Linked DNA regions of Homo sapiens: region 1 is linked to region 2. Evidence: chromatin loops called from intact Hi-C (ENCODE). Cell type or tissue: CD14-positive monocyte. All regions are shown on one strand. Each heading gives the region's core, and the rest is flanking DNA. Links, peaks and the distances in the headings are about the cores only.

The links. Hi-C counts contacts between places; a loop is a spot of excess contacts. Peaks named below come from ENCODE experiments on the same cell type or tissue, not always from the same donor. Only the 100,000 strongest peaks of a DNase experiment are listed, where the experiment ranks them.
Region 1: it touches region 2 in a loop (2.9-fold over the local background); 5 of 110 quality-filtered maps call a loop at or near these places.

What each region holds. Positions count from the first base shown.
Region 1 is chr6:11,456,017-11,472,413 of GRCh38, reverse strand. The region is part of intron 1 of LOC105374928 (a long non-coding RNA gene); the gene reads right to left. Among named protein-coding and RNA genes, the nearest start is that of TMEM170B, 74 kb to the left of the region's middle. RefSeq lists an enhancer at 12,003-12,192. In CD14-positive monocyte, for the core only: no CTCF peak of the experiment used is centred there; DNase peaks (open chromatin) are centred at 8,813, 9,233, 11,903, 12,323 and 1 weaker place; H3K4me3 peaks cover 3,424 bases; H3K27ac peaks cover 4,380 bases.
Region 2 is chr6:11,404,351-11,420,747 of GRCh38, reverse strand. LOC105374928 (a long non-coding RNA gene) reads right to left here and starts at 3,385. Exons shown (of 5, transcript NR_187824.1): 1 at 3,169-3,385. It overlaps LOC105374929 (a long non-coding RNA gene), which reads right to left and starts at 3,129. Exons shown (of 3, transcript XR_926485.3): 1 at 2,932-3,129. In CD14-positive monocyte, for the core only: CTCF peaks have their summits at 3,674 and 7,185; DNase peaks (open chromatin) are centred at 6,047, 6,367 and 6,827; H3K27ac peaks cover 1,710 bases.

The DNA of each region.
Region 1 (16,397 bases), core at 5,586-13,585, 49 kb before region 2:
ATGCAAATGTATGTATATCTAAAACATATATTATTTACTTCTGCCTGTTTATGAACTTCATAACAGATATGTGTTTCTCCAGACCTTGGCATTCTCCCAAAGCTCCAGGTGATTCTCCTGCACTGCCAGGGGCCAGCCACTATTGCGGCACTTCCTACCTGGCCTCTGTGCCAGCTGCCTCCTTGGGTCACCTCTGTGAACCATCAGACTGGTCTTCCTTTGGCTGACTTCAGGAATTCTGCTTCATTCAGGCCTGAGGCACAGGTTTTCTGGAAGTGGTTCACCAGCCTCTGGTCTCTGATACATTCACCCAGGGTATCTGTTCTCATCTTTTTCTGGGTCTTAAATCATTCAGGTAAGCTCTTTCCCCACCCCGAGTTTTGGATCTGCCATCCTCTCTCCTGTCTCATGCCCTTTTCAGTATGCTCTTTTGTCCCCTCACCACCTCCATAGTATTTATTCCTAACAATAGCAAAGAAGAGGTAGTGAAGTTGCAAAACCTGGGTACCTGAAAAACTATGTACAGAGAGGAACAAAACATATAATGTTCCCTAGTATCTTTAGCCTCTGTTGACTGGGAAGGCAGAACTGGAGTTTAGAGAAACCTCAACATACAGGAATGGGAGTCCAGTCACTCTTTAACACACAAGCCAGCAAGCACGTCTCACATGGGGATGACATTGGCTGTGTCTCTGAGTATACAACATTTGTTCCCCTCTTCACTACTTCACTTAATGATCACAAATAAGCTGTGTGCTGCAGTGTGGATTAATTCCTTTGATTTAAACAGGTTGCAAAGAGTCTACAGTGAGAGCAAGACTTCCTTTATTCAGGGTTAGCCTGGTCCCCAGCACAAGGAATCAGCTTCTCAATGAGTTCAATTGTCTCTGGGGTTTCTGTCCATGTCCCGGAAAAGCTGTGCTCTTTAAAAGACCAAAGAAGATGATGGACGAAGTGATCTGCTGTGTTTGCCTCTTGGGGAAATCACGAGTCCATGGGAATAGAGTTGGGATATCCCTTCCTGTGGTTCTTCGGTTGTAACATTAAAATTTCCCCCCTCCCAGTCAGGTCTATGTGTCAGAAGTTTTCCAGTTCTACCAAGGCCAAGAACAAATGGACAGACAAGATGAATGAGTTGATATGAAATGTTCTCTACGCCATTACATTGGGGCCCAAAGGTTGAGTCTGCTGAATAAATTTAAAAGATAGCATGGGCAGGGTACAGTGACACACTGTCTTTAAAAAAGACAAAAACAAAAAATAGTATGATATTTGTAAGTAAAAAATACTTTCAGTACTCACAGTGAATTTTTTTTATGGTTCAAATGAAAAATATTGGCGCGGTGGCTCATGCCTGTAATCCCAGCACTTTGGGAGCCTGAGGCGGGTGGATCACGAGGTCAGTTCGAGACCAGCCTGCCCAACATGGTGAAACCCTGCCTCAACTAATAATACAAAAATTAGCCGGGCGTGGTGGTGTGCGTCTGTAATCCCAGCTACTCAGGAGGCTGAGGCAGGAGAATCACTCAAACCTGGGAGGCAGAGGTTGCAGTGAGCCAAGATCATGCCACTGCACTCCAGCCTGGGCAACATAGTGAGACTCCGTCTCAAGAAAAAAAAAAAAAAAAAGGAAAAAGAAAAATATTATAACAGCTTAGAGTTAGAGCTTAGAGTTAGTCTCAGAAAATTAAGAAGGTTCTCATTTGAGAAGCAAAAGTTCACTATTACTGGAGTGAATTGAAAATCAGAGAGTTAATAAAACTGTCTTCTTGGAGACTTCAATGTATTAAATAACATTTAAACATCATTTGTAGGCCGTGTGCAGTGGCTTACACCTGTAATCCTAGTACTTTGGGAAGCTGAGGCGGGTGAATCACCTGAGGTCAGGAGTTCGAGACCAGCCTGGCCAACGTGGTGAAACCCCGTCTCTACTAAAAATACAAAAATTAGCCAGGTGTGGCAGTGGGTGCCTATAATCCCAGCTACTCAGAAGGCTGAGGCAGGAGAATAGCTTGAACCTGGGTGGGCGGAGGTTGCAGTGAGCCAAGATGATACCACTTCACTCCAGCCTGGGCAAAACAGCAAAATTCTACCTCAAAAAATAAAAATAAAAAATAAACATCATTTGTAGGTTTTTTAAATCCCCAAATTCTTTCCTGTGTCACCCAAGCCACCTGCCGACCTGATCCTTAAGGTTTTTAAGCAGTAAAGCCTTTCTCTGTTTCATAAGTTGGGTGGCCCCAGTGCTCCCCATTTCTCCCTCACACATGTGCTCTTCGCAGAAACATGCAGATGTCCTACATCCACACCCATACGGTTGGCCTGTCCATGGCCTGGGTCTAAAAGAAACCCCGGCTTTTAAGGTTGCTGTTTTCTTTTTCCTTTAAATCATTGTATTAATGTTGACTCCAAAGCCCAAACAAATATGATGCCAGGGAGAGGCACAGCAGGGCCATATGAAGGGATTAGATTTCTTTAAATTACAAAAACAGTAAGAGCAGGAGGACTTTAAAGTCAACATTTAATATTGAGCCATGCTCATGTTTTTGCTCCTTGGCTTAAAAAAACAATATTGCCAGAGTTGACTACAAAGCTCCTTAGCAATGTCTGACACAGCTGAGAGAGGTGTGCAAACACCAAGTAGCATCTAAAGAAGGGTCCCCTGCCCTTTGTATCTTGGCCAAGGCTGGAAGTTCTGAGACTCTTGAGAATAATGTTTATGCTCTTCACTCATAGGAAAATAAAGAATAGTGTATTAAATGATATTTTTATTTATTAGTTTTTTTAAAGGTTGTCTTAGTCCATTTGCATTGCTATAATGGAATGCCTGGGGCTGGGTAATTCATAAAGAAAAGAGATTTATTTGGCTCATGGTTCTGCAGGTTATACAGGAAGCACGGTACCAGCATCTGCTCAGCTTCTGGTGAAGTCCTCATGAAGTTTCTACTCATGGTGGAAGGTGAAGGGGGAGAAAATAAGTCACAGGACAAGAGAGGAGGAGGCCAAAGAGAGGGGAAGGAGGCAGCAGACTTAACAACCAGATCTTGCAGGAGCCAAGAGTAAGAACTCACTCCATCTTGTCAGAATGGCATCAAACTGTCCCGAGGAATCCACCTCATGACCCAAACACCTCCCACCAGGCCCCACCTGCAACACTGGGGATCACATGTCAACATGAGACTTGGAGGGGACAAACATTCAAGCTACATCAAAGATTCACTATTCTGAACAAAAAAAAAAAATGAGGATAAGTGAATAGATCTGCCACCAAAACCCTACCCGCAAAATTGTCTCTGAACTATTTAGTCCCAGAAGCAGCAACATCAGCATCACTCAGGAAGTTGTAAGAAATGCAGATTCTCAGGCCCCTGCCTGGACTTGCTGAATCAGAAACTCTAGGGGTGGGGCCCAGAAACAGGTGCTTTAACAAGCCCTCCAGGTGGCTCTGAGGCAAGCCCGAGGCTGAGCACTGTTAGTCTCACGCAATTCACTACGTGAAAGACTGGAAGTGTCTGCATGTAAGCCAACCATAAGGCACTGCTTCATTGCTTACTGATGAGAGATGAACCAATAGGATCTCAGAGAACCTGACCCATATTATTAGCATTTTGTTTGTTTGTTGTTTTTGTTTAATTGAGACAGAGTCTCGCTCTTGTTGCCCAGGCTGGAGTGCAATGGCGCGATCTTGGCTCACTGCAACCTCCGTCTCCCAGGTTCAAGCAATTCTCCTGCTTCAGCCTCCCAGGTAGCTGGGATCACAGGCATGTGCCAGCATGCGCAACTAATTTTGTATTTTCAGTAGAGACAGGGTTTCATCATGTTGGTCAGGCTGGTCTCGAACTCCTGACCTCATGTGATCCACCCATCTTGGCCTCCCAAAGTGCTGGGATTACAAGCATGAGACACCGCGCTGGCCTAACATTTTTGTTTTCATGCCAGAGGAAAAAGAATCAGGTGGAGATGAATACACTGTTTCATTATGTTGTTTTCAGCCAAGGCCCATTGGTGTAAAATATATAAAATCAACTGGGTGTCAAAAAAAGGTAAAAAAACAAACCCACTTAGATGATCTTTTTTTTCTTTGCAATAGGAAATATAACATATTTAATTTTCTTTCTCTTTTTCAGTTAACTGTGAGAAACATAAGACAAAGCCAGGAAAGATAACTCAGTTTTCTATCATGGTTAATTAAGAGAGGCAACAGGTTTTACAAGAGTGCTGATTTTCTTGAAGGGCAAAGACTTTCATTCTATCTCTTTAGTATTCAGCCCACTCCTTAGTTTGAAATAGGTGTCCAATAAACATTCACTGAAATTATGGCAAAAGGTAAATAAGAGCAAGGAAAGAAGTACAAAGACAAAACATAGAAAAACAGCCCAGAGAGAAATATAAACATGAGATAAAGAAAAAAAATGATAGAAACATATACAGAGAGAAAGAAGACAACAAGGGGAAAAGAAAGGAAAAAATGACAGAGGTTAAAAGCAAAGAGATGACACCTTGAGATGCAAAGGACTAAACCGATTTATAAATTATAGGGACAAGGCTCACGAACTTCCAGTTCAATAATCTAGCTAAGGAATGCAACATTTCCCCTTTGAAAAATTATTTCTGAAAACCCTTGTCCCAAAATACTGGCCAATGTCAAAGCCCAAGAAGTAGATTTTTAGGGGCTTTCCCTACTGGGAGAAGCACCTTTTGTCAAATGGAGATACTGGATCTACAATGAGTTGCTGTCCCAGGGTGCTCAAACCAAGGAGGGTGAATAGCTATGAGAAATGGGGCAGATTCTTGTATGAAGAGAAGAGGGGAAGGAGATCTTGGTTCTTTTAAAATATTCCACTTTGCAGAGAATATTTCTCAGAGTTTCAGCTGCAGCTGTTTCACAGACATGTAAGCATGGGAAACATGGCTCAGTGGACCAAAGTCTGTGAATTCTCACCTTGAACCACAATTCACTGCTAACTTCTCAACCAGTCACTATCCTATCTCATGCTTAGTTTTGTCTCTAAAATGGGAATAGACTAATATTATAAGGTGCAGAATAACCAACAAAATTGTTCCTGAGAACTTAAAGATGCAAACAGTAATTACCTTTTAAAATTTGTGAATAGTGTTTTATAGCAGTAACCTAATAGTTCAAGAGTGATTGTGGGCAGGGTTGGCCTAAGGGAAAAATATGATTTGATGTAAATGTTGACAGCAGACATCCAGTCACTCCAAAGAAGGGATATGATTGTTCAAGAAAAGATAATCAGGGCCGGGCGTGGTGGCTCATGCCTGTAATCCCAGCACTTTTGGGAGGCCGAGGCCGGCGGATCACTGGGTCAAGAGATCAACACCCTCCTGGCCAACATGGTAAAACCCCGTGTCTACCAAAAATACAAAAAAAATTAGCTAGGCATGGTGGCACACTCTTGTAGTCCCAGCTACTTGGGAGGCTGAGGCAGAAGAATCACTTGAACCTGGGAGGCAGAGGTTGCAGTGAGCCGAGATCATGCCACTGCACTCCAGCCTGGCAACAGAGCAAGACTCCGTCTCAAAAAAAGAAAGAAAGGAAGAAAGAGAAAGAAAGAAAGAAAAGATATCAGAAAGCACAAACTACCATAATACGCAAAAAGAGCCAGGTCTTAAAAGTTATAGGACTTCATCTGTTTCCAGGTAAGGGAAGTTTTTCCAGTTAACACTTTCATTCAGTAAAGCACCAACCCTCCATGCAGCGTCACTGGAGGCTGGACATGCATTTTGCCATCTGGAAATCAACAACAGAGTCCAATAAGGTTAAACAACCCACACTTCCATTCCTACCTTTCACACTCAATCAAATGTCCTTATCTCTCTGTAGGCTAGAACTTCAAATAATGTGGATAACAAGGTATTTCGTGCACAAATGGAAAATAGAATCCATCTTACAGACAGTTCCATAGCTTCTTAAGCTTGTTTGAACTTGCCATTCTTTTGATATTTAATGGAAATCAATCCCTAAACATCATACAGAGGAAACAAATTAAAGAGTTAAACTTTTTGCTCAAAGAAAAACATTACAAAGAAAAGAGGGGTAATAGTGAGAAACAACATGGAAATATTTGTTGTCTATACATGTATGGAGATGTAAGTCTCCACATAAAGATATATGCTATCCTTCAATCTCTATGAAGAAACTTCTTCTCTACCTTCCTTTTAAGAGTGGCAGATCTGGGCTGGGCGCAGTGGCTCACGCCTGTAATCCCAGCACTTTGGGAGGCCGAGGCGGGCAGATCACGAGTTCAGGAGATAGAGACCATCCTGGCTAACACGGTGAAACCCCGTCTCTACCAAAAATATAAAAATTAGCTGGGCATGGTGGTGCGTGCCTGTAATCCCAGCTACTCAGGAGGCTGAGGCAGAAGAATTGCTTGAACCCGGGAGGTGGAGGTTGCAGTGAGCTGAGATTGTGCCACTGCACTCCAGCCTGGGGGAACAGAGCCAGAACCCGTCTCAAAAAAAAAAAGTGGCAGATCTGAATTTCTGTGCATCTCACATTGGCCCTTTGGTGGCTTACTGTGTATATCTTCAAAGCAAAGAGTACTGGGGCAATGGGAAGACATTTTTCCTTGTGCAACACTATCCTAACAAGTGTGGTTATTATTGAATCAACTTATCTAACTGGACAAATAATATCTAAGCTTCCATGTGAGTATTATTTTATCAAAAAAATGTACTTATAGCATTTTCTATTGATTAGATTGTTACACTATTTTTTAAAAATAAAAAGAAAAGGCAAGACTTTGATTATGTGGCTGCTAAAACATAACAATGACCTTGGGTGAAGCCTGAGAGACAGCACTTCCCTTGCTGACTTATGACAAATATTCAAAGGCATGGAATTCTAGGGCAAGGAAAAGACAACGTAGATTTAGCCCATTAACAAAGTCCCTATCTTGTCATTTAAAGCTCTTTCTCCACTTGAAGAAAATACAAGGTTGATTTTACTAGGACCTGTTGTTAGGTTTCCAACATCACGTGTCTCTTGCATTTGTGAACAGATTCTGGCAGAACACAAGAGAGGAGGCAATTAAAATGTTAAGTTCCGTGTACACAAGAAAAATAAAGTGGTATAAGTGTTCATATTTAATGGCAATCATTTAAAAAAGTGTTTATGCAACATATGCCTTTATGAAAACATATTTCTGTTTTGTTTTTTTGTTTTTGTTTTTTTGAGGCGGAATCTCGCTCTGTCACCAGGCTGGAGTGCAATGGCGCGATCTCAGCTCACTGCAACTTCCTATTCCCTGGTTCAGGTGATCCTCCTGCCTCAGCCTCCCGAGTAGCTGGGATTATAGGCACGAGCCACCATGCACAGCTAATTTTTGTATTTTTAGTAGAGACAGAGTTTCACCATGTTGGCCAGGATGGTGTCATCTCCTGACCTCGTGATCTGCCTGCCTTGGCCTCCCAAAGTGCTGGGATTACAAGCATGAGCCACCACACCCAGCCAACATATTTCTGTTTTTTGAGATCACATTCTTCTCTTGCCCCAAAAGAGTGAAGAGAACTAACATTTATTGAGTACCTACTATAAGCTAAGCACTTGACAACATTATTTTCTTAATTTTCCACAACTGAGTTAAGTGGATGTTATTATTCTCATTTTCACATAAGGAAACTGAAGCCAAGAGGATAAAAACTTGGTCAGTGTTATCAAATAGCTGCTGGCCGAGCTGGGATTCCAATTAGTTGTGTGCAACTTGAAAACCAGAGGACTTTCTATTTTATGCTGTTGCACCATTTTTTTTTAAATTTTATTATTATTATACTTTAAGTTTTAGGGTACATGTGCACAATGTGCAGGTTAGTTACATATGTATACATGTGCCATGCTGGTGTGTTGCACCCATTAACTCGTCATTTAGCATTAGGTATATCTCCTAATGCTATCCCTCCCCCCTCCCCCCACCCCACAACAGTCCCCAGAGTGTGATGTTCCCCTTCCTGCGTCCATGTGTTCTCATTGTTCAATTCCCACCTATGAGTGAGAACATGCAGTGCTTGGTTTTTTGTCCTTGCGATAGTTTACTGAGAATGATGATTTCCAGTTTCATCCATGTCCCTACAAAGGACCTGAACTCATTTTTTATGGCTGCATAATATTCCATGGTGTATATGTGCCACATTTTCTTAATCCAGTCTATCATTGTTGGACATTTGGGTTGGTTCCAAGTCTTTGCTATTGTGAATAGTGCCGCAATAAACATACGTGTGTTGCACCATTCTTTAACAATATTGATTTGGAGTTCTAATGTGTCTCCTCTTATTGCTGATTGCCAAAACACCCAATCATATACTTTCCCATATACATCTATCCATGTATGTCCACAGTATCATGGTGAAGTGCGTGAACTTTGGAGTGAAACTACCTGCATTCAAACACCAGCCCCGACTAACTGCATACACTAGGCAAGGGACTTAACTACCCAGACTCATTTTCCCATCTGTAAAACAGTTATGATGATGATAGTGTACGTAGCTTAAAAATGGGGTCTAGAACATTTTAAACACTATGCAAGTGTTAGCCATGACTGTTTTATCAATAAGGGTGGAACTTTTGGGTAATATCCACTCAGTGAATCTTGGCTGGAACAGTCTGGGCAATGAAAATTTAGTGCTAAGGAGTCCAAGATTTAAATTTACATCAACTTTTAGACTGGCTAAGCTTTCTTTCTGCTCCATGCCTACAGATTCTCTAACTCCACTCAGCTATATTAATGAGTATCATGGATCCAAAGGGATCCCTGAATTAGAACAACTGTATGCTCTCTACAAAACACATGACTTCCTGAGGATCATAGAGTGGGTTAGTCATGCAACGGAATATGAGCCTTTTAGTGTTAGAATTAAATACACTGATTCTACGCCCCCACTCATAGCAGCATCATTCACAATCGCCAAAAGGTGGAAGAAACCCAAGTATCCATTGACAAGTAAATGGATAAACGTGTGGTATATTTATACAATGGAATATTATTCTGCCTTAAAAAGAATGGAAATTCTGACACACGCTACAACATGGATGCACCTTGAGAGCAAAATGCTTAGTGAAATAAGTCAGTCACAAAAGAACAAACACTGTATGATTCCGCTTACGTGAGGTACCTAAAGTAGCCAAATTTGTAGAGAGAGAAAGTTGAATTGCAGTTGCCAGGGGCTGTGGAGAGTGGGAAATGGGAATTGCTTAATGGGCATTGAGTTTCAGTTCTGCAAGATGAAACAGTTCTGGAATTGGTTGCACAACACTGTAAACATACTTAACACGACTGAACTATACACTAAAAAAATGGTTAAGATGGTAAATTTTATGTTACGTGTATTTCACCACAATTTAAAAATATCATTTAAATACTGATTTCAATCAAACCAACTATAGCGGTCACGGTGGCCACCAATTAGCGGGAGGGTATTCTGTTGTTTCTGATCTGTGAGATCTGATGAAATTATCAATGCTTTTCCCTGTCAGCAGCCAAGCTCAGTGATATGCCGCAGCTGTTGCCTGTGTTCCCCAGTACGAGAAAGAGTCTGGGCCACCCACCTTTGGCCTTTGATTCTTTGCTAGGGGAGCCACAGATATGATCCTTGAATTAAGGAGGACGTGTGGAGAAAATGCATGTATGCATCCCTGAGGTCACCCTGCTGAACCCCTTTACACATGGCAGAATGAGTGGCAGTGTTAAAAACTTCCATGTAGGTCAATAGTGTCAAATCTCATGGTTGTCAAATGGAACATTTTTGTTTCTGATGACATCGTTGGAGCTCCAGGAAATAGCCTAGGGTCTCTGTATTTGAATCCATGTTTTCTCATGGCATGTGAATGTCAAGTCTGCAGTCTGGAACATGGGCAATTCCCTCAAGCAGAAAATGGTTGCACTCTCTCATTAATTAGGACCTATTCAGATATCTATGATCAGTGGTTTCAATATGAACCCTTTAGGTTAGAATTGCTGCCTATCAATTCTTTTTTTTTTTTTTTGAGACCGAGTCTCGCTGTCTCCCAGGCTGAAGTGCAGTGGCGCAATCTCGGCTCACTGCAAGCTCTGCCTCCCGGGTTCACACCATTCTCCTGCCTCAGCCTCCCGAGTAGCTGGGACTACAGGTGCCTGCCACCACGCCTGGCTAATTCTTTTGTATTTTTAGTAGAGACGGGGTTTCACTGTGTTAGCCAGGATGGTCTGGATCTCCTGACCTCGTGATCCGCCTGCCTCAGCCTCCCAAAGTGCTGGGATTACAGGCGTGAGCCACAACGCCCAGCCTATCAATTCTTTCAAAGTGTGTTTAAATTACACTAGTATGTGTGAGTTGCAGATCTTTCATGTTTTCCAGGTGGGAGGGAGAAGGAGAGAGGACAAACATTTCATGTTTCAACACAAATGAGTCTCCTTCAAGTCCAGTGTATTAATTAACAACTGGTTATCCTTAAAAATTGTAGTATAGTGTAAACAGGAATCTATTTATTTCACTAATTAATTCATTTATTTAGACATTAGCATGAATTCTTTATTCTTCCCTCTCTGACTACCTACACATTTCCACTCCCACACACACACGTGTGTGATAAAGTGTGTGTGCATAGTACATCCATCATATAGTACAAGGAAATGTAATTTGAAACAACGACAACTTACGCCACTAAAAGAGTAGACATTTTATCTCTGATACTTTTGACACCTACTATTACAGGCTTATTTCAAGAACACAATTTTCAAATACGTTGTAGTTGGCTCTACAAAAATCAAAATGCAAAATGACAGGTTTTTTTTTTTAACCCCAAATGTCTTATGATTCAAACCCTCTTGAACAGTGTAAGCCACTCTGAAGATCAAGTGCCACCCGTTACGGGAAAGGGTACAAAAGACCTTTGACCTGTCTGCTGCTGGGGAGTTTTGGCCACATCTGGGATTTCCATCAGCACTCACCTTCTTCGGCTCATGAAGAGGCCATGGCAGGTGTTGGTTAAAGAGGGGAAGTTGCTTTCAAAAGACTGAGATGAAAGAACTACTAGAATCAAATAGCTTACTGTAAAGACTGATTCTCTTTTGCACAGTCCTAAGAAATGACCTGTCCTTGGCCTTCCAAGATCTTGCTTCCAGAATATCAACCTGTCAGGACGGGAAAGAAGCAATAGCAGGTGAGACCATCTGAGGCGATCAGAGGGTCTTGATGGCAAAAACAAACTGACTCTATCCCTTTCCCAGACCCCAGACTCCCAGCTATGGTGGGACTAAGAATGCTGAATGCTGGTTCTCAGGCCAGTGAACCTAAGAAACTGAAGAGCACAAAAAGTGCTCTTGGCAGAAACTATTTTAATAGTGCTCGAAATACTTTTAATGAGAAGGGGAAGCAGGAACTTCAAATAAAGTTTCTCTTTTGCATTCCACCAAGAACAGATGTTTGCTTTATTCAAAGAAGTTTCATGGGGGTGATTTCATGCATAGCTAAGAGCAGCAGTAGGGTTTTTTAGCTGTTAGAGCTGGGGTTGATTTACATAATCAGGGTATTACCGCTCCTGTGGCTTTCTACCTATATGCTATTAAACATATGTGTGCTTATATCTGTGTGTGTATGTGTGTGTGTGTTCATAACGCTGGAATCAAGTAAAAGGTCCACCGTCATTTCCTCATCATTCTTGGGAATATTTACAGTATCAGGGCTGCTCTCTTATCCTCCAGCTGTAATAAAGGCAGCACTTTGTACAAAATATCTCATTTAATTTTTATGACAATCCCATGAAATAGGAATTACTGTCCCCACTACATAGATGGGAAGACCGATGCTTAAAGAGGTTGAATACACATGCTAAGGTAGCATAACCAGGAGGTGGCAGAGTTGGGATCTGAGCTGAGGAAGTCCAGGGCTCTCAATTACACTCCCACAAGATAAGGAGCATACATTGTACAGGCTGCACAAAGTCATGAAGAAATCTTGGGTAACCATCTGCAAGCCCATTTACTGATTTCCTCCCTTTAATAGGGCTGACCCACAAGCCCACACACTGTGGCATCCGCTCTCCGCTACCACTTCACCCTGTGTCTCTCTGCTTATGCTGATTTCCGTCCTTTCCAAGATTAGCATTTGGCCTGCCTTCTCTCTATGGCCTCACTGGCCAACCCTGTCAGCAATGTGCCCTGAATAATAGAATCAGGCATAAAGTCCTTGCCCATCTTTCCTAGTAGAAAGGGGATCCCTCCATGGACTTCTGGAGCTGTCCCATTTATGTAGCCATAGCTAACTGCCTAGTCTCTTCTTTCACCAGAGCTCCATGATACCACATCCTGTTGAAAATGACACAAGGAGGAAGAAAAAGTCCCTTTAGGTGGTAGTCATCAACTTTTCCTTTCCACCCCCTCCAGTATGTCTTCATTCTTTCTCTTTCAGCTCTTCAATTTACTGGATTTTTTAAGAGGCTGTGCTCTGTTGCTATGTTCCAGATAGGTAGGTAAGTAGGTAGACAGATTAGATAGATGGATAGATGAATAGATTAGATAAATAGTAGATACATAGATGAATAGATTAGGTAGATGAATAGATAGGTGGATAAATGAATATATTAGACACATGATAGATAAGATAGATAAATAGATTACATAAATAGATAAATAGAAGATAGATGAATGCATTACATAGCTAGATAGATAGGTAAATGGATGGATGGATGGATGGATGGATGGATGGATGGATGGATGGATGGATGGATAGATGTAGATGAATAGATGGATGGATAGGTGAGCAGATAGATAAATAGATAGATGCATATTCTTGGCTTGGGTTACCCCAGAAGCAACCTGAAATAAGAATTCACATGCAAGTAGGAAACACTAGTAGGGGAATAGAGAAGTGAGAAACAGGCAAGAGAAGAAAACCAACCAAAGGAGAATAATCAAGAAAGTTACCACTGAGGGCAAATGAAGCTGAATTCCACTGGGGAATTCTGAGAGACAGTGTAGAGCCTGCTACTCAAAGCGGACCATCATCATCATCATCATCATCATCATCATCATCATCATCATCATCTGAAGCTCTACCACAAATCCACTGAATCAGGATGTGAATTTTTAACAGGATCCCCAAATGATAAAGTTTGTAAAGTACTGAGGTAGAATATGCCTCAAAGTTAATCAGATGAAGGGGTGAGAAAACTGTGATAGTCATTACTAGCTTCCCCCTTAACACTGCTTGTGAGCTGTTTCTGAAGTTAATTCCCCTGCACTCCTGGCTTAGCCTTTGTATGAGCAGGGCATTCATGCCCCAGTGGTCAAAAAGGAAGTCCCCAGACAGAAAATCAAAGGTATTAGCAGGAAGCGGCCCTCAACATGCACAGCTATTACAAGTTCAGCTGTTAAATAGTTAATCTAAATATGATATTAAAACTGAGGTTAAATTATAATAATAAAAACAGCCACAACTCTAATGCTGATTCAAGGTTAAAGATGCATTAAATAGATTGAAATAAGCAGGATTTCATTTAGGCATTTATTCTCAAAAAAGCAGTTGATTTACCTAGTAGAAAAATAACCATTATCACAATTAACTTTAGGAAAATTCAATTAAGATTAATATTATTTTTTACTCAGTAGTTATTTCAGGCCCTCTCAAGCAGGCCATGAGTGAGATCATGAAATATGTTCCCATATTTCATTGACTTATTCTAATTCCTAATATTAACCCCCAGGAGGGGTGGGGAGGCACATGACTGAGGTTTTGCATTGCAAAGACAAACTATGTACTATATTTATTCTGGAGTACATTCACGATCTGAAATTATAGTGGAAAAAAAAAAGACTTGACTCCTATTATAATGCTAAACACTGGTAAAGACATTTGGAGAATATCCAGAAAAATCAGTGACTTCTCCCAGACACAATAGGCGCAATAAGGTAACTACACAAGAAAAGCAGTTTCCACAAAGATGTTAGTTCTGTTACCTCATACACGTATTCTAAAGGAGTACTGGAGTACTTTATAGCACACAAAGAAAAAATGTATTTCTTCAAAAAATTTTAAGATGCATTCAAAAAGTTTCTAAATCAGCTTGGAAAAAAATTAACAAACTAAGAACTTCTTAGAAACACTGAACTTAAAAGAAGTCCCCAAGAAGATTTTCAAGTTAAATATTAGGACTATAGAAAAGTATAAATCCAACATTTTTAGGCATGACAGGATATATTAATTGATGAGCACAAACTATACCTTCACACTTGAACTTCATGAAATATAATTGAAAAGAAAAATAAATGAGCTATATCCTTTCATAAATTTTTTGCTCGACAACACCAAATGAATTCTAAAATATTCTGAACATTATAGAATAAAATTATTGTTCATTTATTAACCAAATACCAAAATCAAAAAACTTTTGCTCAGTAAATGAAAAGTTAATGCATACAGCATATTCTTAACATACAGAATTAATAAAATCCTACTGAATAGTATTTTTTATATATATACTTTAAGTTTTAGGGTACATGTGCACAACGTGCAGGTTTGTTACGTAGGTATACATGTGCCATGTTGGTTTGCTGCACCCAGTAACCCGTCATTTACGTTAGGTATTTTTCCTAATGCTATCCCTCCCCTTCCCCCCGACCCCACGACAGGCCCCCCGGGTGTGATGTTCCCCACCCTGTGTCCAAGTGTGCTCATTGTTCAATTCCCACCTATGAGTGAGAACATGCGGTGTTTAGTTTTCTGTTCTTGTGACAGTTTGCTCAGAATGATGGTTTCCAGCTGCATCCATGTCCTTGCAAAGGACATGAACTCATGCTTTTTTATGGCTGCATAGTATTCCATGGTGTATATGTGCCACATTTTCTTAATCTAGTCTATCATTGATGGACATTTGGGTTGGTTCCAAGTTTTTGCTATTGTGAATAGTGCCGCAATAGACATACGTGTGCATATGTCTTTATAGTAGCATGATTTATAATCCTTTGGGCATATACCCAGTAATGGGATTGCTGGGTCAAATGATATTTCTAGTTTTAGATCCTTGAGGAATTGCCACAGTCTTCCACAATGGTTGAATTAGTTTACACTCCCACCAACAGTGTAAAACCTTTCCTATTTCTCTACATCCTCTCCAGCATCTGTTGTTTCCTGACTTTTTAATGATTGTCATTCTAACTGGTGTGAGATGGTATCTCAGTGTGGTTTTGATTTGCATTTCTCTGATGACCAGTGATTTTGAGCATTTTTTATGTGTCTGTTGGCTGCATAAATGTCTTCTTTTGAGAAGTGTCTGTTCATATCCTTTGCCCACTTTTTGATGGGGTCGTTTATTTCTTGTAAATTTGTTTAAGTCTGTTGATTCTGGATATCAGCCCTTTGTCAGATGGGTAGATTGCAAAAATTTTCTCACATTCTGTAGGTTGCCTGTTCACTCTGATGGTAATTTCTTTTGCCGCGCAGAAGCTCCTTAGTTTAATTAGATCCCATTTGTCTATTTTGGCTTTTGTTGCCATTGCTTTTGGTGTTTCAGTCATGAAGTCTTTGCCCATGCCTATGTCCTGAATGGTATTGCCTAGGTTTTCTTCTAGGGTTTTTATGGTTTTAGGTCTAACATTTAAGTCTTTAATCCATCTTGAATTAATTTTTGTATAAGGTGTAAAGAAGGGATCCAGTTTCAGCTTTCTACATATGGCTAACCAGTTTTCCCAGCACCATTTATTAAATAGGCAATCCTTTCCCCATTGCTTGTTTTTGTCAGGTTTGTCAAAGATCAGATGGTTGTAGATGTGTGGTGTTATTTCTGAGGTCTCTGTTCTGTTCCATTGGTCTATACATCTGTTTTGGTACCAGTACCATGCTGTTTTGGTTACTGTAGCCTTGTAGTATAGTTTGAAGTCAGGTAGTGTGATGCCTCCAGCTTTGTCCTTTTTGCTTAGGATTGTCTTGGCAATGTGGGCTCCTTTTTGGTTTCATATGAACTTTAAAGTCGTTGTTTCCAATTCTGTGAAGAAAGTAAGTCATTGGTAGCTTGATGGGGATGGCATTGAATCTATAAATTACCTTGGGCAGTATGGCCATTTTCATGATATTGATTCTTCCTATCCATGAGCATAGAATGTTCTTTCATTTGATTGCGTCCTCCTTTATTTTGTTGAGCAGTGGTTTGTAGTTCTCCTTGAAGAGGTCCTTCACATCCCTTGCAAGTTGGATTCCATGGTATTTTATTCTCTTTGTAACAATTGTGAATGGGAGTTCACTAGTGATTTGACTCTCTGTTATTGGTGTATAGGAATGCTTGTGATTTTTGCACATTGATTTTGTACCTGAGACTTTGCTGAAGTTGCTTATCAGCTTAAGGAGATTTTGGGCTGAGATGATGGGGTTTTCTATATATACAATCATGTCATCTGCAAACAGGGACA
Region 2 (16,397 bases), core at 2,656-10,655:
GATTTTTGTTCTGTTTTCTTGAAGTCTGTTAAACTTCCTTAAGACCATTATTTGGAATTCTTTGTCACCCATTTCATACATCTCCATTTCTTTAAGGTTGGTTACTGGTGCTTTACTTAGTTCTTTAGGTGGTGACATTTCCCTGATTGTTTTTGATCCTTGTGGTTGTACATTGGTGTCTGTGCATTTGGAGAAGTAGGTTATCTCCTACTTATTCTTTGCAGACTGGCTTTGTCTGGGAAATCCCTTCACCAGTCAGTCCCCTCAGAGATTCTAGGAATGCCATCTGTCATGGTCCACAGGTAGGCTTGCTTTTGGAATCCTTGGGCAAGCTGGCCTGGTACCTGGATCAGCAGGTAGGTGGGCCTAATGCCTGGGTCCAGGTTAGGTCTGGAGCCTGTAGCCAATGTAATATACCTGTTGACTGAGTCTGAGAGGATGTACTTGTAGCCTGGATCTGCAAGGGTGGGCCTGCAGCCTGTATCTGTGGGGTCCTGACTTGAAGCCTGGGTCCCCTGTGGCTGACCTGGCACTGGGGTAGACCTTGAGCCTGAGTATGGAGGGGCCATCCAAGTGCTGGGATGAGCCTGGTGCCTGAGACCACTAGAACCTGAGTCCACAGGGTCTGGCCTAGTGCTGGGGCAAGACTGGAGCCTCAGTCCATGTGAACAAACCTGGATCCTGGGCCTATGGGAGCTGTTTTGGAGCCTGGATCTGTAGTGTATCCTGGAACCTGGGTTTGCTGGAGCAGACCCAGGGGACCAGCTTGGAGCCTGGAGCTGGCTGGCCATGTGCTGGGGCAGGTATAGAGCCTGGAATTGCAGTTATTGGCCTGTGCCTGGAGCCACAGGATCTGGTCTGGAGTCTGAGGTTGTGGGAACCAGCCAGCACTGAGGTTTACTGAATGAGTCTGGACCCTGTGTCTGATGGAGTATGGAGCTGCATAGGCCAGCCTAGAGGGTGGAGTTTCAGAGACCAGCCTGACACTGGGCAAGCCTGGAACCTGTGTCCATGGGTGCTGGCCTGGCACTTGGGGCCAGACGTGTCAATCTGGTGTTGAGGTGGGCTTGAAGCCTGGAGCTGTGTGGACCAACGTGGCTCTGAGCTAACCTGGAACCTCAAGCTGGCCTGGTGTTGAGTGGGCCTGAAACCTGGGACTATGGGACTGGCGAGTCCTGGTTCTAGGGAAGGCCTGGAGACTCAGTCTATGAGGGCTGGCCTGGCTCTGGGGCAGACCCAAACCTTGGGGCCACTGGGGCCACTGACACTGGGACCAATCTAGAGCCTGCGACTGTTAGAGTAAGCCTGGTGGTAGAGCAGGGCCAAGGATCAAGTTCACCGAACAGCCTGGAGCTTGAGGCTGCAGGATCTTGCTGGTATTGAGGCAGGAATGGAGACTCCATCCTCAGGTACCAGCTTAAAGTCTGGGGCTGTCGGACCTGCCCAGTACTGGGTTTTACTGGTGTAGGCCTGGTGTTGGGGTTCAAGACAAAGTCCAGTGCTCACTCCCCTCTCCTTTCTTCAAGCAGAGGGTATTTCTCTCTATGCTGTGTTGCCTGGTGTTGGGGGATGGATGATGCAGGTAATGTAAAACTGTCCTTCCTACTCTCTTCAACGAGTCTTTTCTTATTTCTGTGCTACACACAGAATAGGTGCTGTTATCTGTCACCTGGTTTTCTTAGCTTTTGTGAAGGTATTTTTGTGCGTGGATAGTTATTCAGATTGAAGTTTCTATTTGGGGACAAGTATTGCAAAGTCTTATTCCACCATCTTGCTAACATCTCAACAAAGAAAGTGTTTAATTCAGTTGGCCCCAAGGAATTTTAAAGGAATTTGTATGTTATATTTACAGAAGACTCATCTAAGGAGGCATCAAGATTATATTAGTAAGTACATGCCTTATATACCCAACTCTGCTTCAAACAAGAACAATGACAGGAAAATACGAATAAGTAAAATGATATAAGCAGGTTTAAAGCAAGACAAAAATTTCTATGAACCACACCAGGCACCTGGACCGGAAAACAAGGCAGTCAGTAGTGTATACACAAATCTCTGGGCCTACTTCTGGGGCAGGAAGCAAGCAAAGACATCTGGGAATTTGGCTCATCTGAAGTAATGGTAATTAAAATTACTCTACATAAAATGGCAACAGGAATCAAGCCAGAGATTGGGATAGAAATCCCCCTAATTTAAACAAGGAAACAGAAAAGTCTTGGGAAGTTTCTGCTAATTGTTTCCTGGGAATATTGCCTCCTTGGTAGGAAATAAAACAGCCTCATTTCCAGGATCTGAAACTGACTGCTGGTTCTATGACCAAATTGGCCATAAGCCTTAGTCTTTGATATCATAATCTTTGAGGTCATAATCCTTAAATTATATGAAGTTCAAATCTGCAACATAAGACATGTTTTGGTTAAGGAGCCCCAGGAAGCTAGGTGGAGGCTATCACAAAACTAGAGAGGAAAGAGTAGGAGAGAAGAAAAACAAAAACCAAAAAGGCTTAACTGTTTCTTAAAATGAGCCTAGAAACCATAGTACCAAGATAAAGAAATGCTATGCAAAGCCAATATAAATCACCAAGAAGAAGCCGCCTTTGACTAAAGTACAAGAATAGTCTGACAAAGGCTTTTAAATAGGCACATTTAAGGTAATAAAAGAGAAGTTAAATAATATCCACTGAAAATAAGATATAAAATTGGCAAACAAAAATAAGAATAAATTAAGCAAAACAGGTAGATCTAAAAAATGTAAAAAATTTAAACACAAAAAAACAAATTTATTGGAAAAAATCTTGGTAGAGAGATTGTATAGAAAGTACAAGGGCACTACAAGATACTACTGAGGATTTCACTGGAACGCATCACAGAGACAAAGAGAAAAAAATAACAAAATAAAGGACTTGGAGGATAAACGAAAGATCTGACTTACACACGGCTAACAGAATTTCCAAAAAGGTAGAAAGGCAATATTTGAAGAGGTATTTGCTGATGCTTTTCCAGAGGTGAAGACGAGTCTTCAGAGCAAAGTCCAAGCACCCAGAGGTATAGATGGTAATTGTACAAGATAATATATGTAGTGAAACTAGAAATCATTGAAAACAAATAGAGAGGGAAACCCTTCAAAGCTACTAGACATAAAAAGACAGGTTACTTACAAAGGACTTACAGTTAAACTGACAGCAACTGTAGTTACCAGTGAGAGGTGACAATGTACTAGCAGCCCTCGTTTGCTCTTGGCGTCTCCTCGGCCTCAGCGTCCACTCCAGCCGCCCTTGAGGAGCCCTTCAGCTCGCCACTGCACTGAGGGAGCCCCTCTCTGGGCCAGCTGAGGCCGGAGCCGGCTCCCTCTGCTTGCGGCGAAGTGTGGAGGGAGAGGCGCGGGCGGGAACCGGGGCTGCGGCACGGCGCTCACGGGCCAGCGCGAGTTCCGGGTGGGCGTGGGCTCTGCAGGCCCCGCACTCAAGAGCGGCCGGTCGGCGCTGCAGGTGCTGGGCAGTGAGGGACTTAGCACCTGGACCAGCAGCTGTGGAGAGTGCTCCGGGTCCCCAAACACTGCTGGCCCACCCGCGCCACGCTCGAATTCTCACCGGGTTTCAGCCGCCTCCCAGAGGGGCAGGGCTCGGGGCCTGCAGCCCGCCATTCCCGAGCCCCCCCCATGGTGGGCTCCCGCGCGGCCCGAGCCTCCGCAACGGGCACCGCCCCCTGCTCCGTGGCGCCGGGTCCCACTGACCGCCCAAGGGCTGAGAAGCGCAGGTGCGGTGCGGCAGTGGTAGGCAGCTGCGCCCGTGACCCGGCCAAGGGATCCACTAGGTGGAGCCTAGGCAAAGCCAGTTGGGCTCTTGAGTCAAGTCCTGACTTGAAAAACTTTCATGTCTAGCTGGAGGATTGTATATGCACCAATCAGCACTCTGTGTCTAGCTAATCTGGTGGAGACTTGGAGAACTTTTGTGTCTACCTAACGGATTGTAAATGCACCAATCAGCACTCTGTGTCTAGCTCAATGTTCGTAAATGCACCAATCAATGCTCTGTGTCTAGCTAATCTAGTAGGGACTTGGAGAACTTTTGTGTTTAGCTAAAGGATTGTAAACGCACCAATCAGCACTCTGTGTCTAGCTCAGGGATTGTAAATGCACCAATCAGCACCCTGTCAAAACAGACCAATCAGCTCTCTGTAAAATGGGCCAATCAGCAGGATGTGGGTGGGGCCAAAGAAGGGAATAAAAGCAGGCTGCTCCAGCCCGGCAGTGGCAATTTGGTTGGGTGTGCTTGTACTCTGTGTAAGCTTTGTTTTTTGGTTCTTTAAAATAAATCTTGATGTTGTTGATTCTTTGGGTCAGCATTGCACTGCTCTTGTGAGCTGTAACAGTCACTGCAAAGGTCTGTAGTTTCACTCTTGAAGCCAGCAAGACCGTGAAAGGGTAATGAACAACTCCAGACACATCACCTTAAGAGCTATAACACTCATCAGGAAGGTATGCAGTTTAACTCTTGAAGCCAGCAAGACCACGAACCCACCAGAAGGAAAAAACCCTGAACCTGTCTGAACAGCTGAAGGAACAAACTCCAGACCCACAACCTTTAAGAACTGTAACACTCACTGCAAGGGTTTGCGGCTTTACCCTTTAAGTTAGGGAGACCAAGAACCCACTGATTTCAGTCACCAGAGGATTTCAGGAAAGAATCATGCTCAAAATGTTCAGTAAAATTAACTCAGACTAAAGTTTTATTCCCCAACTATGATTTAAAAAATGAGAAGAAATAGGCCAGGTGGGGTGGCTCACACCTGTAATCCCATCAGTTTGGGATGCTGAGGTGGGGTGGATCATAAGGTTGGGAGATTGAGACCGTACTGGCTAATACGGAGGAAACCTGTGTCTACTAAAAATACAAAAAATGAGCTGGGGGTGGTGGCACGTGCCTGTAGTCCCATCTACGCAGGAGGCTGAGGCAGGAGCATCGCTTGAACTTGGGAGGCAGAGGTTGCAGTGAACCGAGACCACAGCAGTGCACTCCAGCCTGGGCAACAGAGTGAGACTCCATCTCAAAAAAAAAAAAAAAAAAAAAAGACAAAGGCAACTTTAGACCTTTAGACTCTTAAAGAGCCTAGAGAGTTTACCATTAATTGATGCTCATGAGCACAAATATTAAAGGATATATTTAAGCAAAAAGAAAAGTCGACCCAGAGGGAAGGCACATAGGATACAAGAAAGAGTGGTAAACACAATATTAACAAATTGTCGGTTTATTAATTTAATGTTGACAATTTTAAAAGCTAGTTTAGCAATTTTGGGAAATCTTTAAAATCTCTAGGAGGTAGTTATTTAATAGGTAGTTAAATATACCCAGGGGTTTTGTAACATTCAGGAATTTTCTCAATAAATTTAGATGTTAGGAAAAATATTATAGTTGAAGATTAGAGATGGTAATTGAAATACCTTAAAATGATAGAAATGCTTCCAAGCCAACAGTGGGGGGTAATATTCATGAAGGATATTATTAAAAAACAGCTTTATCCAAAAGAAGGCATGGAAATACATTTTTTAAATCCAATAAAAATGGATAGTAAAAGGAAAATAGGGTAGTAGAAATAAATGCAAATATATCAGTGATTATGACAGTGAAAATGAATTAAATGCATCTGATAAATGACAGAAACTAACAGATAGAGCTTTGTAAGCTAGCTAGTTGATGTCTATAAGAAACACTAAAAATCTCCAGCACAATCAGACAGAAAGATTGAAAGTAATGGGAAAAGTGAAAACTTGCAATTAATAATTGTTAAATAAGTAGAAGGCCATTAGCCTGAGGCTGTGTTGATTCTTTGAATTCCTACATAACAAACTGCAACCTAACTTAGTGCGTAAACAAACTGAAACTTAATTTAGGAGTTCAACAAATAGCTGAGTTTCAGCCAATCACAGGCAGCCAACTCATTATGCCATGCCCAAACAGGAAAGTGCCACATCACACCAGGTTCAAATAAAGTTGAAGTTTACCTGTAACCAATCAGGTGATTTCTCTACTTTGCTTCTGTGTTCAGCCTGTAAAAGCTTGCTGCTTGCATTGCTAGGCAGAGCTCTCTGAACCCCTTCTGGCTTGAATGCTTCCTGATTCATGAATCTTTCTTTGCTCAAATAAAGTCTGCCAAATTTAATTAGTCTAAAGTTTTTATTTTAACATAAGCAAAGAAATTTTGTGTAACAATATCAGTATTAGACAAAATAGAATTTCAGACATAATGCATTAGTAAGAGTAAAGATAAGTACACATGGTAACAAAAATTGAAATTCACTAAGAGATAGGAAACACAAACATATCTGGAAAACTTTTGACATGTCTTCTTAGGTAACTCATGAGGACAAAAAGGGAAATCACAGTAAATGTTGCAAAATATTCAAATACCTACGTATTTTAAGCCTATGATTTTAGGGACATAGACATTTATGACAGAATTAAAAAATATTTACAACAGAATAAAAGTACTACCTATAAAAATGTTAGCTGTAAGTGCTTCTTAAAGGTAAACATGTAATTTTAATTAAATTAATTAATAAAGTAAATATAATTAAGTTTAAGAAAGAGCAATCTAAAGAAGTTTTAAGAAAGCAGAAATTAATAATATAGAAACAAGAGAAGCAGTAGAGAGGATGAAAAGAATCAATACCTGTTTTTTAAATGACTTCACAAAAATATAATTCACATACTAGTTCGCTCATTTAAAGTGAACAATTCAGTGATTTTTAGTATATTCACATAATTACACAACCTTACCACAATCTAATTATAGAATATGTTCATCACCCCAAAAAGAAACCCTGAGCTTCTCCTAGAAATCACTAGGCAATTAGTCACTACCTAGAGGTCACTAGGCAACCACTAATCTTTCTTTTTCCTTACACATATAGTAATAAAAATTAACAACAACAACAAAAACTTTTCACAATGAAAAGCCCAGGTGCAAGTGGCTTCACTGGTGAATTCTACCAAACATTTAAAGAAGAATGCCAACCCTTCGTAAACTTTTCCAAAAAATAAAAGATGAGAGGCTTTCTTCTATAAGACCAGTATTACCTGACACCAAAACCAAAGATATCGAAAGAAAGGAAAACTACATGCAAACTCTGTAATGTGACAAGAAATTTTGGCATCATTCAGCCTCAAAAGTCAATTCTGTCATCCAGCAGTAAGAAAGTTGACCATGAAGAACGTGCATTATATGCACGCGTCTAAGACTTCTTAATGGCGGCAAGTTTGATTTGCCCACATTGACATAGATGGGTGCATGCCCACAAGAGGGAGCCTCCAAAAATGGCAGCTGGACTTAGATTCCATGACACTATATATTCCATTCCTATTTGCACACATAGCATGTTAAAGTTTGGAAGCTCCTCCCCTTTGAAGGAAATGCACTAGTTTCATGAACGAGAGCAAGGCCACCCCATGAATAACTGTTGAACTAAGCTGTCAGGATGTATTCATTTTCACTCTCAGAGATGCTTTCCTCATTATCACCCACAGCAACTCAGTCCCCTGAGCTTTCCTCTCCACTCCTTGTCAAAGTCTCTGAGAATGTTCATTTACATTAAAGTATAATGAATAACAATACAAAAAAATATTTCAGTCAGATTATGTGCATTTCACCAAAGATTTGAGCTTAAAGCTGAAGACTGGACATTGATCTGTTATCAGACAATTTTTAAAAATTATTTTTTGGTAGAATAGAGTCTTGCTATGATGCCCAGGCTGTTCTCAAACTCCTGGACTCAAGTAATCCTCCCTTTTCAGCCTCCCAAAATGCTGGGATTACAGGCATGAGCCACCATGCCCCTCCTGTCATCAGACAAGTTGATAAGGACAAATTTAAGGGGAAAAACCTTGTGAGTACAGACAGCCTCTGATTTTCCTAGTACCTAAAAACAGTACATTTACCAAGAATCTACTTTAACTCTGATGCCAAATTCTAGGAAACTGGAAACAAAGAAGTAAGCACTCTTGGTATGCCTATTTGCATATAGCGCCTGAAATTTGTCCAGCTATACATAGAAGAGGTTCTGTAAGCAAAAAAGGTACACAAAGAAAACATATTTATCCGCAAGTCATGTTTTCTAGATGAATCTTGTGTTTCGTCCCAAAGATATATATTTAATGAAGATTATTGAAAACCTTTGTAGATGCAGTCTCAGAAATATGTATAAATGACTTTAAAACTCCTGTTAATTTCCATAACACGTGACTCTCAAACAGACCTTTATACTCCTTTAAGGATTTAAAAGACATTTCTAGTATCTGATAAACAGTCACTTTAAATCACAAGTATTTACCACTATAATCACGGGGGAATGTGTGGCTCAGCCTCTGAAAGCCCCATTTCCCTCCTTTGCCCCTGAGATTAAGAGCATCCAAAAGACAGGTATTGTGTTTGCTCTGGGACCATGCAGTCCCTTAATTCCCATTGGCACCATCTGGACTAATTCCATTTTAAGACCAACTAGGTGGGGTCTCTAATCACTGGCAGATCTCTTATCACCAAGTCAGATCTCTGCAACTACCAATGGCTTAATCCTTCTTCCCTTGCAATGCCATATAAAGTGTTAGTCCTCGGCTGTTCTAGTAGAAAAATAGCAGAAGGCTGCAGTGTAGGAAATCTGATGAAACACAGAGTGACCTCATGAGTTAAAAATGGGGACAACCAAAAAACAAAATGAATGGTGGAAAGAACTTAAGTTTCTATTAATGTCTTTAGGTTACAAAAGTAGGGCAAAGGGTTCACAGGAAGGCAAATGTGTAGATAGAAGCCAACAAAAAAAGAGCATTCAGTGGAGGAGTACTTCTGGGATGGCGCTGGGAGACTGCTCATTTTATTTTATTATGTAATAAAAAGGAAAAATGGAGGTGTTTTTGTTCAAGAGGATCAGACCAAAGGGGTATGCAGTATACGCTGTGAACTCATTCAGAGGAACCAACATATTTTAGAGTAAAGTTGTCTAAAAATAACTTGCTTCAACAGTTCTGGGACATTTTTTTCAGTCTTTTGCCAAGAATCTAATTAATGTGTGTTGCGATTTTCTTTCAGGCAATATGATGTGGATTTTATATCTCATATTCTTTTTTTTTTGGAGACCAGAGTCTTGCTCTGTTGCCCAGGCTGAAGTGCAGTGGCTCAATCTCGGCTCACTGCAACTTCCACCTCCCAGTTTCAAGCAATTGTCTTGCCTCAGCCTCCCGAGTAGCTGGGACTACAGGTGCCCACCACCATGCCCGGCTAATTTTTTTTGTATTTTAGTAGAGACAGGGTTTCACCACGTTGCCCAGGCTGGTCTCGAACTCCTGAGCTCAGGCAATCTGCCCGCCTTGGCCTCACAAAGTGCTAGGATTACTGGCATGAGCCACCATGCCTGGCCTCTCATATTATTTTATAAAGAAAATTCATATAGCCAAGTGGATGTGAATAATGTGATATGTGAGCAGCTAAGATGCTAAGGCTCATCATGCCATTACTTGATTCTCTCCAGCCCAGGACGTTGATACAGATCAGTTAACCCAGTGAAACTACTCTTGCTGCTCTCCTCTTCTCATCCCCACGTTCCACTGTATTTCACTTCTGCAGAGAGCTGGTGCTCAGACTGTGCCTCTGTGAAGCTGGCAGTGAGTGGGCAAGTGAGAAGACTCAGAGTAGAAAATAGGTTCCAGGCATGGACTTTCATTGTTACTCAGAGTTTATGTAAGTAGCTACCAGGAAATAATTAAATCTAAAGGCTGAGGCTGGCCTATCTTCCCGGGACATCAGTGAATAATAATAAAACACTTTATTAAGAAAATCCTGCCAGATCTATTCAGAAATAGGATGTACATGATCTTTTAAGATAAAACACAATAAACTTCAAATATGCTTCACAATTTTTTTTTCTAAGTGGGCCACTTTAGGCTGAGCCTCCAACTTCCTAGGAGCCTCTCACCACACATTATAGAGCATAATTTCAGGAAACATCTGCAGTGGATTATTCATTTCTGGGAGTATTATCAATCTAACGAAACAGTCACTATGGATTTTAATAGTGGAGTAGACCTTAAACATAATCAGGCCTGATCTAATTATTTTAAAGATGAAGTTAAGAACAAAGATAAAAGGTACAAAAAGCCTTGTGGCATTTTTCTTTCTCCCTAACAAGGTCCAGAGCTAAAGTTTTTCATGCCCTGACCTATTGAACATCCCCCAAACACACCACTGTGTCTTTGCATACAATCTTCCTTTTCTATGCAACGCCTTTTTTTTTTTTTTTTTTTTAGATGGAGTCTTGCTCTGTTGTCCAGGCTGTAGTACAGTGGTGCAATCTCGGCTCATTGTAACCTCCACCTTCCTGGTTCAAGCGATTGTCCTGCCTCAGCCTCTTGAGTATCTGGGATTACAGGCGTCCACCATAACACCTGGCTAATTTTTGTATTTTTAGTAGAGACAGGGTTTCACCGTGTTGGCCAGGCTGGTCTCAAACTCCTGACCTCAGGTGATCCACCTGCATCGGCCTCCCAAAGTGCTGGGATTACAGACGTGAGCCGCTGCACCCGGCCAATGCCTTCTTTTATTGAAAGTTTTTACTTGCCATTTAAGACCCAGCTTCCTTGCCATTTTTACTTGCCGTTTAAGACCCAGCTTCCTTGAGGAAATGTTTACTTGCCAGCTTTACTTGCCATTTAAGACCCAGCTTCCTTGAGGAAATCTTTCTCTACTCACCTAGGCAGAGTTAGCTGCTCCTTCCTGTGTGTTCTAATAGATCTTTAAATATAATTTGGTTTTTAGTCCCTCTGTTAGATTTAAAGATCTAATAGATCTTTAAATATAATTGGGTTTTAGTCCATCTATTAGATTTAAAGATTTAAACCAAATATAATTTGGTTTTAGTCCCTCTATTAGATTTAAAGATCTAATAGATCTTTAAATATAATTTGGTTTTAGTCCCTCTCATCCAAAAGAAAAAAAAAGTAAACAATATCCTTTCTGGAGCTCCCTCTCCAGTTGCCATCCTTTCCATAGTCTCCCCTTCACAGCTAAAATCCTTAAAAGAATTGTTTCCATATTCAGGCTTTACTTTCCCACTTCCATTTCCTTTTCAATTCACTCCAACTGGCTTCTGACCCCTCCACTCTGCTGAAATTATTCTTGGAAAATGCAGCAATGACTTCTGCACTACCCAATCCAATGGCTGATTGCCAGTTCTTACTGCACTTTTTCCCTGTCTTGAAGATTCTATACAGTTGACCACCACATCTTTAAAACACCCTTGGCTTCTTACACACCACAATCTATTGGTTTTCCTCCAATGACTTGAGGCATTTCTTCCAATTTCCTTGAGAATTCATCCACCTCTCCTGAAACTTTAGTGTTAGAATTCTTAGAGTTTATACCTCAGTTCTCCTCTTTCTTTCTTGGTGATCTAATTCACTCCCTGGCTTCAAATTCTAAATCAATATCTACAACTTTCAACAACATGTCTACAGTTAATCTCTTTCTGAGTAAGAGAAATTGCAAATCCAACTGCATACTTAAATTGCTAGCATCATCATGAATGATTATAAATGATAAAATACCACTGAGAACTAGCTAAAATAAAGCAGAGTCAGAGACACAGAGAGAGAAAGAGAAAGAGAGACAGAGACAGAGAAAGAAATGTATTAATAGACAAATACCAACTCAGCTCATGTAACCAAGCCAGGGACAGAAACAAGGGAATGCCTATATTCTCAGTAGTCTTTTCTTCTGCCTCTTCTTTCTCTGTATGGTACCCTCATTTTTTCAATCCAACATCATCCCCACAGAGGTGACATGTTCATCAACAGCTCTGAACTTACAGGGTCACAGCTCTGCAACCGGAGTATAAAAATCTGTTCTCCCCATTCAGATTAAGAGAAGTAATTAGATTGGTCCAGTGAGGCTCATATGGCTTTTCTAGGAATCAGTCATTGTGTTCTGGGCATGATGATATTCTGATTGATTTGAATTGGGCCATATGAACACCCATAATTACTAGAGGAATAATATTGGGTCAGGCAGTCACCTAATTAATATCATTTAAACTATTCAACATTTCCATCTAGGTCTTTCACAGGTATCTTAAGTTGACAGTATCCACAACTTAATCAATAATGTTTATCCAAAAACACGATTGTTCCCCAGTATTTTAAATGCCAAAAAATGACATAAACATTCATGAAATTTCTCAAGCCAAGATACTTAAGAGTTATGCTTGACAGTCCCTCTCCCTGCTGTTATTGCCTAGCCCACCCACCATCCAATTATCAAGGTCTATCAATTCTACATCCAAGATATATTTAGGATCAGTCCACTTCTTTCTGTCTGCAATATTGCCCTTGTAGTTCAAAACAACGTCACTCCACACCTAGATTACTGCAGTAGCATCCTAACTGGTCTCCAACTGTCCACTCTTTTTTTTGTTTTTGAGATGGAGTTTTGCTTTTGTTGCCCAAGCTGGAGTGCAATGGCGCAATCTGGGCTCACTGCAACCTCTGCCTTCTGGGTTCAAGTGATTCTCCTGCCTCAGCCTCCCGAGTAGCTGGGATTACAGGTGCCCACCACCACACCAGGCTAATTTTTTGTATTTTTAGTAGAGGAGGGGTTTCACCATGTTGGCCAGGCTGGTCTCGAACTCCTGACCTCAGGTGACCCGCCCACCTCGGCCTCCCAAAATGCTGGGATTACAGGCGTGAGCCACCGAACCCAGCATACACTCTTGATCTCCTGACATTCTTTGTCCTCAAGGCAGAGTGACTTTATGAAATTTAAAACTTACCATACCTTGCTTCTGCTTAAAACCTTAGAAAAGCTTCTCATTGTTCTTGAGATAAGCCCTGCATTCCTCATTTACCCTGGGAATCCAATCTTTGCTTTCTTTCTAACCTCATCTTTTCCTACTCTTTCTTTTCCCTCATTTAAAATGTTTCAACTCTATCAATCTTTCCATTTTTGAAATGTAATCTGACATTTTTGGGGGGTACTGGGCTTTCACATGTGCCAGGCAAACATCTTGTTACATGCTCTCTAGGCCTTGGCCTTTTTCACATCACTCATCACAGCTTTAATACTTACAATGCAAATGTTTAACTGTGAACTTCTTAAGACCAAGGACTGCATCTGTCTGGCTTGACGTAGTACTTAGCACTTAGTAGACGTTCAATCAATATTTGTTGAATGAATGGTCATCCCACTTTATTACAGTCCTTTACATACCTGTATTTTCTGCCAAGATATGAGTTCATTCTTTTATTTTACAAATATTTATTGAGTGCCCACCTTGTGATATTTAAGGAGAGAGTTAAATATCAGGGACAGAGGCATGAAGATGATACAGGGGATTCTTACCTTTAGACATTTATAGCCTTTCTACTATGCAACAATTATGTGTTTTTTCTATGTCTCAATTCCTGGCAGATACTGTTTAATGAATGTTTGCTGAATGAATACATGAATGAATTAATGGGCATTGTGAACTTGACCACCAACTACTCTCTGTTCTTTTTGCTGTACCCTGTCCTGCATGTTTCAAATGACCAGAAGTTTCATAGCAGAGAAAAATGGCCACTAAACCATGGGTTTCCTGGCTGACAATGAGCTGGTTCAAACATGATGATCATCCCTTAGGCAGAAGTGAGATAGGTCCAAGCCAGGATACTGGCACCAGGGAGGAAAGAAGGGTAAACACACACAGCATTTGGGAGCCTTGGGGCAAAGGTATGCCAATGGTGGGAGAAAGGAAGAGGAAAGAAAAGACAAATGGTTGAGAGGCTGAGGCAGGCGGATCACAAGGTCAGGAGATCGAGACCATCCTGACTAACACAGTGAAACCCCGTCTCTACTTAAAATACAAACAATTAGCCGGGTGTGGTGGCGGGCACCTGTAGTCCCAGCTATTCAGGAGGCTGAGGCAGGAGAATGGTGTGAACCCGGGAGGCAGAGCTTGCAGTGAGCCGAGATCGCGCCACTGCACTTCAGCCTGGGCGAAAGAGCAAGACTCTGTCTCAACAAAAAAAGAAACGACAAATGGAGGTGAGGAGTGTTCTTTCTTTTTTTTTTTTTTTATCAAGAAGGTTGTTACAATCCCCTTTTTAAAAATTTAAATAGCTTTAAAAGTACAAGTTGTTTTTGCTTACATGGATGAATTGTATAGTGGTGAAATCTGGGCTTCTAGTGTACCCATCACCCAAATATTGTACCCAATAGGTAGTTTGAGAACTATATATTTTTCATCGAAGTTTCTTACTTAATGTCTGTCATTGACTGTGCATTGTGAGCTTTGTGGTAGAAGGAGCAATGTTTGTTTTGATTTCCAGAGTCTCCAGTGCCAGTCGGAGCAATCATACATACTTGATGAATGAATGAATAAATGAATGAATGCTCAACATCTCCCAGAGAACATACATCCAGTGTCTGGTTCTGAGGCTCACCCTCTGCAGGTAAGCAGGAAACCCTAGAGAGAAGGTTTCCACACCCAGGTATTCCAAGACATCTCAAAACCATGGTCAAGAGGCAAATGGATCTGCTACTGGATAGCTGAAAATTCTCAGAAGAAAAAAATGTTTCATAGAGATGAAAAGTCCAAAAATGCATTTGTGCCTAGAAGGCATAGCAGCATGAATGAGTAAATCTTATTGGGTAAATCTTTTAAGAAAAGAGGTGGTGGTGGTAGTGGGATATGTAATATGACATATATAATATGACAAGGCTTTGGGTACCTAAGTTGAAGAGGAGATGCTTTTAGGGAGAAAAGGGAGCAAAAAAAAAAAAAAAATAAGAAGCCTGAAGACCTCAAACATAAAATTAGCGGGGAATTTTACCAGAGCAAGTATAATTTTGTGCCTTTCCTGACAAGTCAAAGCACTATCACGTAAGAGCTAAACCGATGATCTCTAGAACCCAGTGGCTTAGGATCAAATCATGGCACTGTTGATTCTGGACAAGACACTCAGTATCTCTAGGGGTCAGTAATTTTATTTGAAAATGAGGACCCATCTCTTAAGGTGTTGAGAGTATTCAATGAAGGAATTCCTGGAAAACACCTAGCGTGTGTTACAAGGGCGGTAAATATTAGGTATTGCTACTGCTTACACAGATTACTCGGCAGGAGGGGTGGTCACCATTTGAGCAAATCTACGATCGTGGGGATTCAAAGGAAAACCAGAGGAAAGTGGGGAGCCCTTGAGTTAATCTACAGGAGAGATGTCTGCACAGAGCAGGGCATGCTGTCAGTGCATGGTGAGTGGTGACTTTCCTTCCTTCTGCTTCTGTCATCTCCCTATTTCTATGACATTAAATTTGAAGTGCACAATTCTCCCCACTGTGCCTTGTGGCTTCCCTGTGCCCAGGAAAGCTTTTCTGGTCTGGAGATGGCAAAAGGCAGCCTAGTAGCTACGCCAAGAGAAAAATGGTCAAAAATGCAGATCAGAGTTTTCTTTTTAAAGAAATATATATTTTAAGGTTAGAATCTAATCAAGCACAAATAATGCAAAGTTATAAACCCACATTTTTTTCTTCTTCTTCATTATTTTAAGAGCCCTCTGCTCAGGAAGGGGGCGAGGGCTGTTTCCTGGCTCTGGGCAAATGTGTGAAGGAAGTGAAGTGCAGTGCCCTAGGCCACCTCCTTCCCCTATCCCCTTCCCCATTCTATTCCCCTAAGTTCGTTACCAGGCACTCTAGGCCCAGATCTGTCCCATTTCCCAGGCAAAATCTTCTCTCAAAAAGGATCTGAAACTCATTTACATTAAAATATGCGTGAGGATTGCAGTGGAAAGCGTTGCCCCAAGGTTGGCCTTAGCTTTAAATAAACCAATGCCTGCCAGAGGCAGCAGAGCTTCCTCAGGAGGCACCAGCATCCTGCTAGTTGTTGGTTTTTTTTTTTTAATTTTAGCAATGTTTATATAACACTAAATCAAGACACCGAGTAGTTAATTTACATAATGTTCGTATCACCAGAACAGTGTTAATATACATGAACATATTTTGTAATCTTTTTTAATGTTTTTTTTTTAACTTTTATTTTAGGTTCAGGGGTACGTGAGCTAGTTGGTATGTTTAAAGTGGATTCATCCTGGAATTCCCATCTCACTACTCAGGTTGTAAGTTGAGCTGCAGCATTTAAAGAAAGGCACCAAGGGTAAGAGAGAGCTATGCTAGCACTCAGAAAATAATAAGCATCTTCATTCCCTTTTGGCAGAAGAAAGTGGAGGCCCACTCATTAATTCCAACCTCCCCTGAATTTAAAAATTGCCCAAAAGTAGTTATGTTACCAGTGGAGGGTGTCCAGGTTCTTGGCGTTTTGAACAAAGAATTGGACAAACCACACAAAGCAAAGAAAGAATGAAGCAACAAAGGCAGAAATGTATTGAA